2 separate regions of the Homo sapiens genome follow, and region 2 is linked to region 1. Evidence: chromatin contacts called from ENCODE Hi-C or POLR2A ChIA-PET data. All regions are on one chromosome and are shown on one strand. The core of a region is the stretch at or near the end of the contact, and the rest is flanking DNA. Distances in the headings are between cores, read along the strand shown.

What was found. A loop is a pair of places that touch in the nucleus more often than their neighbours do. ChIA-PET counts read pairs that join two places held with the same protein, here RNA polymerase II (POLR2A). Pooled maps may share reads with other maps.
Region 2: a map of PC-3 shows a loop between it and region 1 (5-fold over the local background). The contact joins two enhancer-like sites. A Hi-C loop is called at or near these places in 2 of 168 maps with a recorded cell type or tissue (PC-3 and mammary epithelial cell) and 5 of 50 pooled maps. POLR2A ChIA-PET finds 5 or more read pairs at or near these places in 2 of 52 experiments (Panc1 and WTC11).

What each region holds. Positions count from the first base shown.
Region 1 is chr3:29,183,726-29,190,835 of GRCh38, reverse strand. No RefSeq gene overlaps it. Among named protein-coding and RNA genes, the nearest start is that of RBMS3-AS3, 94 kb to the left of the region's middle. Within about 2 kb of position 3,640, at least 3 of the 41 ENCODE cell types and tissues checked have a DNase peak (open chromatin) inside an H3K27ac peak, as active enhancers do; they include PC-3, where a contact is called at or near this core.
Region 2 is chr3:29,320,503-29,327,612 of GRCh38, reverse strand. All of the region lies in intron 1 of RBMS3 (RNA binding motif single stranded interacting protein 3), which reads right to left. Among named protein-coding and RNA genes, the nearest start is that of RBMS3, 43 kb to the right of the region's middle. Within about 2 kb of position 3,177, at least 22 of the 41 ENCODE cell types and tissues checked have a DNase peak (open chromatin) inside an H3K27ac peak, as active enhancers do; they include PC-3, where a contact is called at or near this core.

The DNA of each region.
Region 1 (7,110 bases), core at 2,391-4,890:
CCAACACACAGAGGATGGCAAAGAGGAAAGGCAGAACGAGCCTGTCTCTTAGATGATGTTGATCAACTGCTGCACCAAATGTAGACATAGTTATTGTTCCAGTTACTATTGCTGAAAAATAAACTATCCCAGGTTTAGCAGCTTAAAACTACCGCCATTTTGTTATGATCACTGTTTCTGTGGGAGAGAAACTTAGGTAGGACACAATGGGAAGGATTTATCTCTGCTCTCTCATTCCTAGGACTTTAGATGGGAAGACACCGATACCTGAAAGTGGCTCAGACAGTTAGATAATGTAATCATCTGGAGAGTCATTCATACTCATGTCTGGTACCTCAAGAAGTAGGCCCAAGAAACTATTGCCCAGAGAACCTACATGTGGTCTCTCCATGTGGCTTGGGGCTTCCTCATTGCATGGTGATTGGAAGAGTGTGGTGACAGTGTCCAGAGAGAATGCATTCAGAAGCTAAGCTTTTCAAGAAAACCACATAGAAGCTGCATAGCTTTTTCAAAGCTAAAATCACACTGCATCACTTCTACCACATTCTATCAATTAGAAGTGAGATACAAAGGCCAGCCAGTTTCAAGAACAGGGCTATGAGACCCCATTTCTTGGTTGGGAAATGGCAATATCGTATTGCAGACAGAAATGTGGAATGCGTGGTGTTATTGCAGCCATCTTTGACAAATATAAATGTGCACCCCTACATCCAGGCTTTTTATTAAGGCAGTTAATATAAACCTTACCATTAGAAGCCACTGTCAGTTGGATGTTCTGTTATGAGTAGCAAAATAATTTTAATTGATAAAGTTTGTTAACCCACCTTAAATGAAGTCAACCATGTTATTATCTGCCTTGTCTATTTAGTCTTGGAGATTTATGTTAGGGGAAAAAATTATAGGCTTAGATGTGCTATACAATGAAAGAGATACAGGTGTGCAGAGTATTTATTCTCTTGGCCTTTGGGAAAATTGAGCAGAGTTGGGGGCAGCAAGAGTTGTGAATTCTGAGCAGCTCCTTTCACTAAAAGTGGCCTCCATGATGTAAAAAAGGAAGCTTAGGAAAACTACCATTGAGCCAAGGTCTTCAAACTGTTCACATATGCCTAGAAGAATTTTGAAAAATTACATGCCCTGTATCCCATTTCTCAGTTATCTAAAAATCTCATTAAAAGTTTAAATAATTGCAAAAGATGTAAGTTAAAGACTTTCCTTCTCCCTTAGTACAGAGATACATACATGGCTGGAAAAGACTAGAAGCCCCATTGGTTTATGGTACCTGATTAATCATTACATGAGGCATCTCCTTTGTTGGTGCTCCCTGGAGAGATTTTAAACCCTGAAGCAGTGAAGCACAGTAAGATTTATGTGCAAGGAATATGCCTTTTTTTTGTAAAGGAGTGTGGTAGGGAGACCATATAATATAACTTCTAAACCTAAACACTTTTTAGAGTTAAAGGGGATATCATTAATAACTATACTAGGAAATAAGCATAAACTAGGAAAACTGGGGAATATGTTGACCTTAGCTATTGTAATACTGGTGAGTTTTCAGGCAAATCAGTTTACAAAAGAGAATTCACAGTATCTGGAGATCTGTTCATTATCTTTTGAAAACTGTCTATTGTCAGTACTTTTTGAAAAGTTTTCCATAGCTCCAAGAGTCTAGGTAGACCTATTATTAAGCTAGTATAGAGAAATACTAATTGTTAAAGTGTTGACACACTTCCACACATTAGTAAATAGAATAAAAGTAATTGGAATAACCAATGAAAATTAATAATCTAAATCCCAGCATTTGTGTATCATTTCAGAAACTATGAACAAGTAAGCTGTGATTCCAAGATATCTTTCTGGCTCAGGCATTGGAGCGCAGAGATAGAGGACCTGTGACAGAGGATTTGCTATTTATTTGCAAAGTTGGTAGGTCTTTGATGCATAAAGGTCCTCATATAGAAGAAAGGAGACTTCAACCTCTTCCTATCTTTTCTATACACTTCAAAAACAAAAAATCAAAAACAAAAAACGCATGTCCCTATCCATGGGGAAAAGCATGGTCTGGGCTGAGGAAGCAGCTATTCAGGCTATTAGGTGCCAGGGATATAGGCAGTTGCCATAGACATACACAGAAAATGCCTTTACTGTGGGCTAATGTCCCTTCTGGTAGGTTTGGGAACCCTTGTTTCATTTGACAACCTAATTCTTGGTGAAAGGCAGTTGTCTCTGAGGCTTGTAAACAAGTTTCTAGGGAGGGAATCTCCTGGAAACCTATTTAATGACTAAAGGAGAGACTCTTTCAGCAAGACAGTACTAGGTCTGCACCCTTCCCCTTTCAGATCTTTTTTTTTTTTTTTTTTTTGAAAGAGAAAATTAGTACAGCCCTCCCACTTTTCCTCTCCTTTGTGCCTGCTATTTTCTGAAGGGATAGACAAAGGCTTAGAAGAAGCCTCTACTACCTGCAGGCAGCATGAACCTCTGAGCACCTGCTCAGAGGTTTTCTTTACCTCTTTCTATTTTCTTTACCTCTTTCTGCTTTGTCTCCCTTATTAAGTGGGCTACACTTGGGCACTGTCTCCTCATTAGCCTCAGTGGGGTGAAAAGTCATATTGTACTTCCTCACTGGAAAAGGAAAAAAAAAAAAAAAAAAGAAGGTACACAGGCTCCTGGCCTCAGCACCTAGGATCAGATCGTTACTATCTACTTTCCATCTCTTTCTAATTCCCTTCTTTTTCTCCACGTCCCTAGGATCATTTAAATTATAAATTTCAAATGTGAGAAAAGAAAGGAGCAAGAGAGGAGTAGATGCAGGGAGACCAGAGAGCTAGTATGAAGGCAGAAAATGAATCCTCTTCCTTTTAATTAACATTATCCTCATATAATGGTTCTCAATTAATAGAAAGTTGTTGGAAATTCGATGTTATTCCATGTTAAGTGATGTTAAGTCATGAAGCAGATAGAGTTATCATTTAGCTAGTAACAGAAGTGTCAAATGACAGATCACACCAACACACTAGTCCATATACTATTTGGAAACTTGTGGAATGATTTTTGGAATAAAATGTACTACAAATAATATCACTATATAAATTCACTTATATATTAGTAGTTTCCTTGGATAATAAAAGGTATTTCCGTATTTAATATGTGGCTAAAAAGTTGTAATATTTCATTACTTGAATATTTTGAATATTACTTTTTGCCACTTCTTGAATATTATCCAAGCTGGTGAGGGCATTCTAGATGCCTGGAAATTCTAGTGCAGTGAATAAAACATTAGTAGAGCTTTAGTAATCCTGTCTTTTTATTTTCTTTTAAGATATGTATTGGAGTAGTTACCAAGGGGATAGTTAACACTGACGTCATTTTAGAAGTGGAAATACAGTGGATTTCTGGAAAATCAAACTTATATTTGTGAGTTTCAATAATTTTGAATTGCCACAGGGATTTCATCCTCTATCACTCAAAGAATCCCTCTCATATTATCTCCCTCAGTAAGATAAGCCTCATTAATTTCAAGAAGCCCCAAATACTTACCTAATGACTCAGAAATTAGTCATTGAGTCACGGAATATTATGATCAGTGTAAGGTGAATAATGGTTCACCAGGATGTCTATGACCTAATCCCCAGAACCTGTGAGTATGACTTTATATGGCAAAATAAAATTTGCAGATGTGACTAACTTAAAAATATTTAGACAGGGAGATTATCCTGGATTAGCCAGGTGGCCCCTTAAATGAAATAACAAGTGAGCTTGTAAAAGGGAAGCAGAGAGAGATTTGACTATAGATAGGGAAGGTGATCTGAAGATGGAGCAGAGATAGATGTGAAGATGCTATGCTGCTGGCCTTGAAGATGAAGAAGGGCCTATGAGCCAAGATATGCAATAAATATAGCTCTGGAAGCTGGAAAAGGCCAAGAAATAGATTCTCCTCTGGAGCCTCGTGAGGGAGCACAGCCTTACCAACACCTTGATTTCAGCTCAGTGAAACTCATTTCAGCCTTCCAACCTCCAGAACTATAAAAGATAGACATGTTGTTTTTAGCTCAATGTCAGCGGTAATTTGTTACAGCAGTCATAGGAAACTAATACAGTGATGTACAAAAGAGCTCTGAGAAAATCCTTACTTGGTCAGGGAGAGGCCTAACTGCATTCTGAGATAAAATCTAGATTAAATCCTAGAATAAAATCTCAAGGTTACCAATTTCAAGTTAACTAACCACACATTCATGGGATATCAGGATTCCTCAGAAGCAGGGGAATAGAGGCAAAGGGGAAGCCTTTGAGTCACATATACTTACTACACAAATACCACATTGGCTGACACCCTTGTAACTCCAGGATATCCAGTTAAAAAACTGGAAATCTTCAATCAAACTAGTGACTTGGAGAAAAGGACATGAGTTTCACAAGGCAGGCAGAGGATTTATAGCTCCATTAAAGGCTACTAAATTATGTGACTCAAGAAAATCACTGGGAATCTATTCAGACAAGAATTCCATTTCTGTGGTTTTAACCACGAAACCACTGTGGATCTTAGACTGCATAGCAACTATGGAATCCACTCTCACATTTTGAAGCCCCAAATATTTCTCTTGAAAAATGGACTCAAGTAAAAACTATGAAATAGTCAACATTTTTGCATGTTGTCTTCCAAACCCAGCCCTCAAAGTCTCCCTATATTGAACCTCTGATGTATTTTTAGATTATATAATTCCTTTCACAAAGCAGTAGCAGAGTTAAATGAGCACTGATCTGTGAGTCAAGAGTTTAATGCCATCTGTTCAGGCATGGAAAGAAAATTTGAAAGAAAGTTATAATGTTGGGATAATGAAAGAATTCCAAGTAGGCTTTAAAGTTGATCCTCAGAGTGTCCTTGAAATCAGAAGTGTGAAGCCCATGACTATTTCTTAAGGATTTTCTAATCTTTTACTTCTACTTTTCTTACTTGACTCACTTGACTCACAGCAGCGAGACAAAAGAAAGTATCAGCTGCTGGGCCTTAAAGCACAAAAAGTAGCTAGATAACCTGTAATTTTCCTAGTGGTTTCTAAGACATGATAGCACCTATTGTTTCCTCCTACCCCCAGACCTAAAATCAAGTATCCTATAAATGCAAATATTTCTCTAAAGAGTAACATGAACATCTAAACTAAATTATTAGCAAGGGTTCTTTCTGAGATATAATCATGTAACTGTCCTTGGCATGTAAATAAAGACACAGTGATTCAATGTCAAGGGGCAATATAATACAATGGATAAGAATACTAGTGGGAGGCTAGACAGCCAATGTTTGAATCTCAGGCCCCACTTCTGGTCGTGTAACTTAAGAAAAGATACTTAATTTTTCTGAACTTCATTTCACTAACCCTTAAAATGATAATAATAGTACCTACCTCCTAGGACTGTTCTGAAAAAAGTGTGTGTGTGTGTGTGTGTGTGTGTGTGTGTGTGTGAAATTCATGTAAAAGTACTTAGTACAGAGCTTGGAAAACATTAAGTGCTCAATTAATGTCAGCTACTTTTAGATGACCTTGAAGCCAATAAGAATATGAATTGAAATACTTTATTAAATTACAATTTGTCATCTTCTGGCTTGACAAATAACTACTCAAGAAGAAACTAATGAGACATACTAGATATGAAACTGGTTACTAAAGAAAAATTTATGCAAAATAAATGCAACTTGGTTTTTCATTATAAATACAGGTTCCATATATTTTGAACACCAAATAGGTCAAAGGATATTACAAGAAAATGTATTTTTTTGCAGTCACACATATGTGTGTGTAATACTCTCCTAATTTGACTCTGTGCTTTACTTCCTATTACTCCACCAGAAATTTTCCACTTAGCAGTCAGACTGAGTCCTAAAAAAATTATGTCATGTTATTTCCTTGCTTAAAACACTCTGATAGTTTTCCATCGCAGTTAAATAAAATATAAACTCCTTACTTGGTATGACAAAGTGCTACTTTTCAATCTGAATAAAGTGGTCCCTGTCTCTCTCTCTCTGACTTTATCTCTCTATTCTCTCCTAAGTTCCAATGACTTTCTCCCTGTGTAGGGAACCAGGCTCACTGCTGCCTCAGATCCTTCACACTAGCTGTTTCCTCTGCTTATAATGCTCATCCTCCCAAACTCTGACTAGTTACATCTCTTTTTCATTCAGATCTCAGATAAAACCCGGCCTCCTGAATGAGGACTTGGTGGACCACACAATCACAAGTAGCCACCCAGTTATTCTCTGTTACTTCTATTTATTTTAAGTCTCTGTGTAGAATTTATTTTGCTTAGCATATAACACTGTGGTATAATTTTCTCTCTTGTTTGCTTCTTTGTATTTATATTTTTTTTATATAATAACCAACTTCCCCATTCCCTAGAATAGAAGTTCCATAAGAGCAAGACTTGGTCTTGTTCACTCTTGGATTTCTTTCACCTAGAAAAATACCGAACATATTAAATGGTTAATAATGCTTAATAAGTATTTGTTAAAAGATAAATGAAAAGAAAATATGGTTATTGAGGTCCAAGTAATTTCAAAACTGTTGTCAACACTATCCTTGTGCATATATCCTGTACATGTCCGATTAAATGCCAAAAGTTTAATTATTGAGTCAAAAGTATGTGCAATTTTGATAGTTATTTCCAAATTGCCTATGAAAAAAGTCATACTAATTTACATTTTAAGTGAATTCCTCGAGTCTTCTTTTAAGTGAAATTATGACATGATATTTGAGACACATTCTCTCAACTTAGAAGCACTGTGTACTTTATAGTTCCATAACCTTAAAATGCCAGCAGGATAGCTGAAGTACAGAAGTCTACAATAGGTCTTCTGAATGAAATGGCTGCAGAATCCATGTCTACTGTGACTCACCAATTAGACGATTTGCTACGAGAGGCATATGTGATTCACTTTCAAAGGTCTTTCATTTTCTAGGAATCCTGTGCGTGGGTTCTTAGCAGTAAAGAGAGATCTTACTAATCAACATTAATCATGACGTTTTTCAAGTATACAAAAGGTAATTTGCAATCAAAGAAAAATTTTACTCCATAAGAATTGAATCAAAACAGAAAAACATATTGGTGAAATACGTACCCTAC
Region 2 (7,110 bases), core at 1,928-4,427, 140 kb before region 1:
TTTCAACAAATACACAAGTCCAACTCAGCTAGACTAGGCTATTAAGCTATTATATTTCCAGATTAGAAGAAAATAATGATAATAGTGATAATATTAAGTAACAGAAGGAGGAGGAAAAGGAGGAAGGGAGAAGTAGGAAGAGAAAACTGTCATTTATCCTCCACTCCAAATTTGCGGGCATTTTTTGGAGAACACTCTGTCTATCACATAGAGGTAGCCTTAACTTTTACAATTAAATATAAACATAAGACTTCAAAGCAACAGGAACAATCACGATTTTTTCAGGCATAATTTACAAAAAGACAGCACAATTCTTAGTAGCATATTGCCTTAATCATCATCAAAATAAACACTAATATGAAGCAAAGGAGATAAAGAGAACCTGGTGGAATACATTCAAAACTAAATCATGTCCTTATGGCAAATAATGAACAAATTAGAGACTGCTTTGTACTTTCAATTTTCATGTCCTTAATGTAAAGGCATTTCTTTCCCCACTCCCAAAACCTTCCTTAACATTAGTCTCCTACCTTTTTTAAAAAGGATTTTTAAAATACTTCCTTCCATATACAAAAGGATTCTAGGCCGGGTGTGGTGGCTCACGCCTGTAATCCCAGCACTTTGGGAGGCCAGTGCGGGCAGATCATGAGGTCAGGAGATCGAGACCATCCTGGCCAACACGGTGAAACCCCGTCTCTGCTAAAAATACAAAAAATTAGCTGGGCGTGGTGGTGCACGTCTGTAGTCCCAGCTACTTGTGAGACTGAGGCAGGAGAATCGCTGGAACCCAGGAGGTGGAGGTTGCAGTGAGGTGAGATTGCGCCACTGCACTCCAGCCTGGCGACACAGCGAGACTCTGTCTCGAAAAAAAAAAAAAAAGGATGCCAGTAGTAAGACTGAAGCATTACTCAATAAACCAATATTTACTAATCACAAAACTCTATACCAAACACTGAGCTCAGTACGAGGGAATACAAGGATAACCAAGACCTTCATCTGTGCTGCCAATCACTCAGAAGGTAGTGAGGAAGGTAGGTAGCCACATAAACAAATATCTGGAATAGGTCCTAATGACTAGATTTATAATAGGGGTAATTACATAGGACCATGGAAACATAAATAAGCAAGAGATTAATTGTGGATAGTTGGGAATCAGAACTACAGAGAGAACACTTATTTGTGTAAAACCTTTAAATGGTAATAAGAGGCTTGCAAGACATAGAAGGTGGAGAAGCTCATTTTAATAAACAGAAAGTAATTAGCAAAGCCATGGAGACTTATTGGGGATCATAATTTGGGGAAAGAACAGGTTTAGAGAGTTTATGGAAAGATCAGTGGGTGGAGGTAAGAATGAGGATGAATTGCATGCTTTCCAAGGAGTTTAGTCCATATATATTATGTAGCCAGTGAGAAGACATGGGATGCACTTAGTAAAAAGAAACAGGAGTCAAACTGCATTGTAGAAAGATAAATTTGGTGGCAATGAAGACATTAGACCTGCAAGGAAAGCCTGAGATTCAGAATGACTTCTTAGGAAAAAAACACCATAATCTCAGTGGTAGATTATGACAGTTTAATCTACAGTCAAGTGTAAAGTTAATAAAGCAAGGATGGAAAGGTGATTCAGGATTGCCACACTTCATAGTCCTATCCAGGTGACCTGGGGAAATTAATGAAATATGACTCCAAAAGTTTCTATAGCACAGGAGAAGAATGAAGTTAAAGAGAGTAATAGCCCAGGCAACCTGATGATAGATTTTTGATGCCTCAACTTAAGACAAGGAAAGATTAGGCCAATAGTATGAAATTGCCAATATTTGAAATGGTTTTTTAGTAAAAAATGACAATTTTACATAATTTAAGCCATAGATAGCTAATATTCTAGAAGAACACCTGTGAGTTTGGATAACTATACCAGTCATGTCAAATTTATACATATGTGTGTGTATGTGTGTGTGTGTGTGTGTATGTGTATATATATACATACATATATACACACATATATATACACACACGTATATATATACATACACACATGTATATATATACATACACACATATATACACACATGTATATACATACATACACACACACACATATATATATATATGCATTTAATGGGATAGTTTTCTTTCAACTGAATCTTACATTGGCTTCCCAGGTTTACATTATTATATTTCACTTTTTGGATGGATAATATATTAACACACTTTTGAAAGTTAATAAATACAAAACGGTATAACGATAAAATCTCCCTTTCTACTATTCCTCAGCCCATCTATCCTTGACACCCAGGAATAGTTTCCTACACAAATTTTTTGGTGTTTACTAAGAGCAATAAAATGTAAAATATAATCTTATTTCCCACCACCGCCTTTTTTCACAAACGAAATATAAAATACAAATGTTCTGCACTATGTCTTTTTTTCACTTCACAAAATATTTTGGAGATACTTACAACTTAATACATAGAGTGTTTCCTGATTCTTTTCTACAGTTACAGAGAGTTCTGTTTTACAGACATGCCATAGTTTATTCAATTTGTCCCCTATTAATGGACATTCAAGTTGTTTCCAATATTCTCTTGTTACAAAGAATGCAGCAATTCATTATTATATGCATGTATTCTTTCATCTGTGTGCAAATACGATAAAGCTCCATTAACTGGGATCTAGTTTTCATAACAGAAATGACATGAAATTAGAAAAAAAAATAACAGTGGGGAAAAGGAAAACAAAGGGAATAATGAGAGTAAAGGAAGAGGAGAGGAAGGAGAGAAGAAAAGGCAGATAGGCAGGCAGGCTGGAAAGAATACTAGGTAAGCAAAGAGAAAGAAGGAAAGAGAAAAAGAAAAAGGAGAGAAGGAAAGAATTAGGAGAGAAAGCTCTTGTCTTCTTTAGGATATTAGGAGGGAAGTGATTAAACTTTAGTGCAGGAGATTGTAAGGGCTTAATGGAAGGGCACAGGGGAAACATCTTGGAGCTCTACAATGCTGGGAGAGCATAACAAGGAAGTGACTCTTCCTGTTCAAACAATCCTACCCACTCCAGCAGGACAGAAGAAATAAATTCCACGGCCAAACATGCAGCACAGAAAGACCCAGGACATGGCCGTTCCAGGTTACGTAGCAAGCCAGTCATCCAGGCGGAGGCCACGTGTTTTGAAAGAGAACCAATTACATGAGAAGACCTGGCTCTTGAGGCAAATGTTAATCATATTAGCCCAAACTGTGCATAATCCATAAATAGCTATGAGGCTTGAACAATAAGAAGCTCACAAGAGCAGTACAAACAGAAAGGAACCAAAAAAGAAACTGAAAAAGGAAAGAAGAACCTAGACCAGACCAGAATACTGTGCCTCTTCCCTCAGCCACAGTGACTGCTGGTTCTAACTGGGTCCTTCCTGAGGAAAATGAAAGGTTGAAGTCAGTGTTCATGACTTACTTTATAGAAGTGCATTTAAGTTCATTGCACAGTAAAATCTGTGTTATTCCCACTCCAGTGAATTCCTTTGTCCTTTTAATAAAGTCCAGAGTTAAAAATAAAAACAAAATAAAAAAAATCTAGGTATGTTAAAGAAAGTAATTTAGCTTGCAGTGAATTTTTTTTTTTTTTTCAGAGTGGGCAAATCCAAGAAAATAGGACCCATTTGAGAGCCCTGTTTGAACAAGGGTAATATCTGAATCGGTGTGTTATTTTATTGGCTTTATCAGTGTTTTCCAAAAATCCCTACAGTGGCATAAAGTCTTAAAAAGCTTAGTTCATGCCAAAAATTGCGTACAAGCTTAAATAAAAATCATGGGGGAAATAAGAAGGGGTGTGAATTATATGAAGAGATACTAAATTATTGATTTTTAAAATTGCATCTAGAATTCAGTCCAAGGGGTGTGTGTGTGTGTGTGTGTGTGTGTGTGTGTGTGTATGTGTGTGTGTAACTGTATGTGTCCAATATCAGAAGGAATACACATTTCAGAAGAGAAGACAGAGGGGTGTCAAGAGCACCACAGACATATTACATATGGCTTCTGATGTTTGTTTCTTTCTACTGTTAATTTTACTATGTGTGCTGGAGTTAAACCTGCATTTTTAGGCCATATAAAGATCAAAATAATATAAATAACATAGATTTAAATTTCAGCATTTTCTAGTTACCCTAGTTACAAGTTTGCCAAATTATTAAATCAGCTCTGTCCAAAAATTCAAAAGATAACAGTAATAATACGACCTAGTTTACGGCTTTGTTTCTTTACTATGGTGGTTGTAGATAATTCTGCAACTAGTATAAATTCTATTGTTATTACCCAAAAAAATCAACTTTGTGTGAAAAAATAAGCTAAAGTACATACCTGATGTTACTTCAAAAAATAACATATAAAACATAAAAATAATTTATGTCTGTTACTTTGTCAACTGTGTATGTGTTTGTCTCTGTACATAAAATTTGATATCAGAGCAGCACCTTCAAAGGTGGAGATTACACCAGTGACAATGTGTCTGAGCTTCAGTCTTTCTTGACTTCTTGATTTGCTCTTGACATTAACAGCACCAACTTCTACTTGGTTGTGATGGATGAGAGGATGAGACTAGAATTTTATGGTCTCCATGGTGATGCCAAGTTGCGTTCTTGGCACACTGTATGCCCTTAAATAACACTTATTAGATGGATGGATGACTTCTAGCAAGAAAGGTCAAAAGCATAATCTTCAAAAAATAGGCTGCCCTAGAGTTCTAAGCAGCCCTTCGAATTCTCCATACTATTCATTGAACGGCTAAGAGGTGCTACCCTCTTGGACTTGAGTAGCTAAAGAGCTTCTGTCAATCATTTATAAACCCTCTCCTTGTCTTGAGGTTTAAATACCTTCTAAAGCCCATGAAAATTAACTCCAAGGAACCATCCACAAATCCTTTGCATATAGTGAGGTTTTCTTATATGCCATCTTTCCTGAAATAGAAAGACCAGTGTCTGGAGTATGGCCATTTTTTTTTTTCGTATGTGAAAACTAATTAGCATGGCAACTGACTTGATCTGGACTAGGTACTTTAAAAGAACTGTAATCAAGACTAGCAGGACTAAGATTTTATGATTTTTAACTCATAAAATGTACACTTTATTTTCACCAGATCTATTTGAATGTTAGAGGATGAGGATTTTAATCATGTCTACAGCATGTGGAGGATTACATTAGGTGATATAGGCCCCAGAATATTATTGTATTTTAAGGCATCCAAAGTGATTATAAATTCATGTATGGATAGGTAAATAAACACAAACTCCGGATAAATTAAAAACAAACACAAAAAAAACACAGACAACATTTTTACTAGATTATGAACTCCTTAATTTCTCGTATCCGTAGTTCCTCCTATGATGTCTGGCTTTTCATGGGGATACAGTAAATGTTGGTTGACTCAAATAAGCCAGACGGTAGAAAAGAAGAAAATGAAGAAAGAAAACAAATGGGAAGGACGGAAATGAAAAAAAAATAAAAGAGAGGAAGAGCCCTTCATAGATGGAGCATCCTTTAGAAAACTGTATATAGCCCTAAGCTCAGTGCCTGGCAAAACCATTGTTATTTCTTTTTCTACAATTTTATCACGTATTCTTGTACAGTCTCATTATTAAGGGCATGATTGGGATCCATTATAATATCTAATTTTGAAAAATCATTGAATTAAATAACACACTAAACATGCTTTTTCTTCTTAAAAGGAAACCATTTAGAGCCGCTTAGTTTTTACTGAGTGAGCATGCACAGCACTCAGAGAGGACGAGTGTGCCCATAACTCAGGACTTCAGTAGTTACCGCCCTCAGCTGAATATCTCCAGCCAGCTTGGTGGCTTTGACCTTCACAGATGTACAAATTGCTTTCATTTTTGGTCTTGTAATTTATTATTTGGATTGATGAAGGAGCTCTTGTTAAAATGCAAGAAGTATATGGAACACTGCTATTGAGAATAAAATTGGTGTTCATCTTACACAGAACATTAAAATGACCCTAGTATTTCACAGGGAATTGCAAGAGGAAAAACTACGTATGTACATATTTGAGTCTTCATGTAAGCAAAATATAACAAGTGGAGAAAGCTCACAACATGAGTTTCTTTCTTATCTCATCCTTTAGAAACAACTCAGGAAAATTATAGAATTTAGCCACATAATATGCATTGCAATCTGATATCTTTGTGGGTTCAAATTATTGTTCTATTTTCAGATATTTTATAAGTTGCTTACAAACTTAACTTTGAAGTAACTGAATAGAGCACAACATTTGTTAAATGGAAAACAGTAAAAATGTGTCGTATTTTATTTTTCACCAGGTAATAATGTCAAAATGATTAGTTTTTTTCATTTCTAAGGAAGTTGCTGGGATTACATATTTCAATGAAAGGGACTAATATATCATAAAAGTTTGGAAAACCCATGTCTAGTACAATAAAACACTTAAAGCAAGGTAATTATGTATAGGTTATTCAGGTTATAAGTGAAAGAAAGAGTTCTATGAGATTCTATCTTAAGGTTCCTGCCCTATGAACTGAGCAGGTGATGTATGGGTCATTTGGTACGTTCATTGGCTAAGTATATGATATCTTAACTCAATGTATTCCTCAAAACTCGCTGTTTTGCATGACACAGGAATAAAGTTTAAAGATTTTCCCCAAACTTTTTTTTTTTTTACATTCACAAATCTTAAAAACAGAGTACTGGAGCCATGGCTCATATTTTGTCCTCTCTGACTTCAAAGTTTATTCTTTTAAATATGACACATTATATTTAACTGACCTTTCTATTAAGGAGTATTTTTATCTGCATTTCTGTACCTCTTAATAGCCCTCCACTTCAAAAAAGGGCCACAGTTATTTATTCAAATTCTTAATAACTAAAAATAATAGCTTTTTTATAATACATCTCTTATGACTCCAAGCTGCCTGAATAGCAAAGTTATGAGTTTGCTAATAAATAACTAACATAAAATAGAAATTCAATCTGCTAGCAAATCCTTCCTTTAAAAATATTCCTCTGTAAGTGAATAAAATTCTCTTTGACTGTTTTTCTCGGGATTAAACATCTCTAAGTTACATATGTCATGTTTGTAAATTTTTCTCTGTGA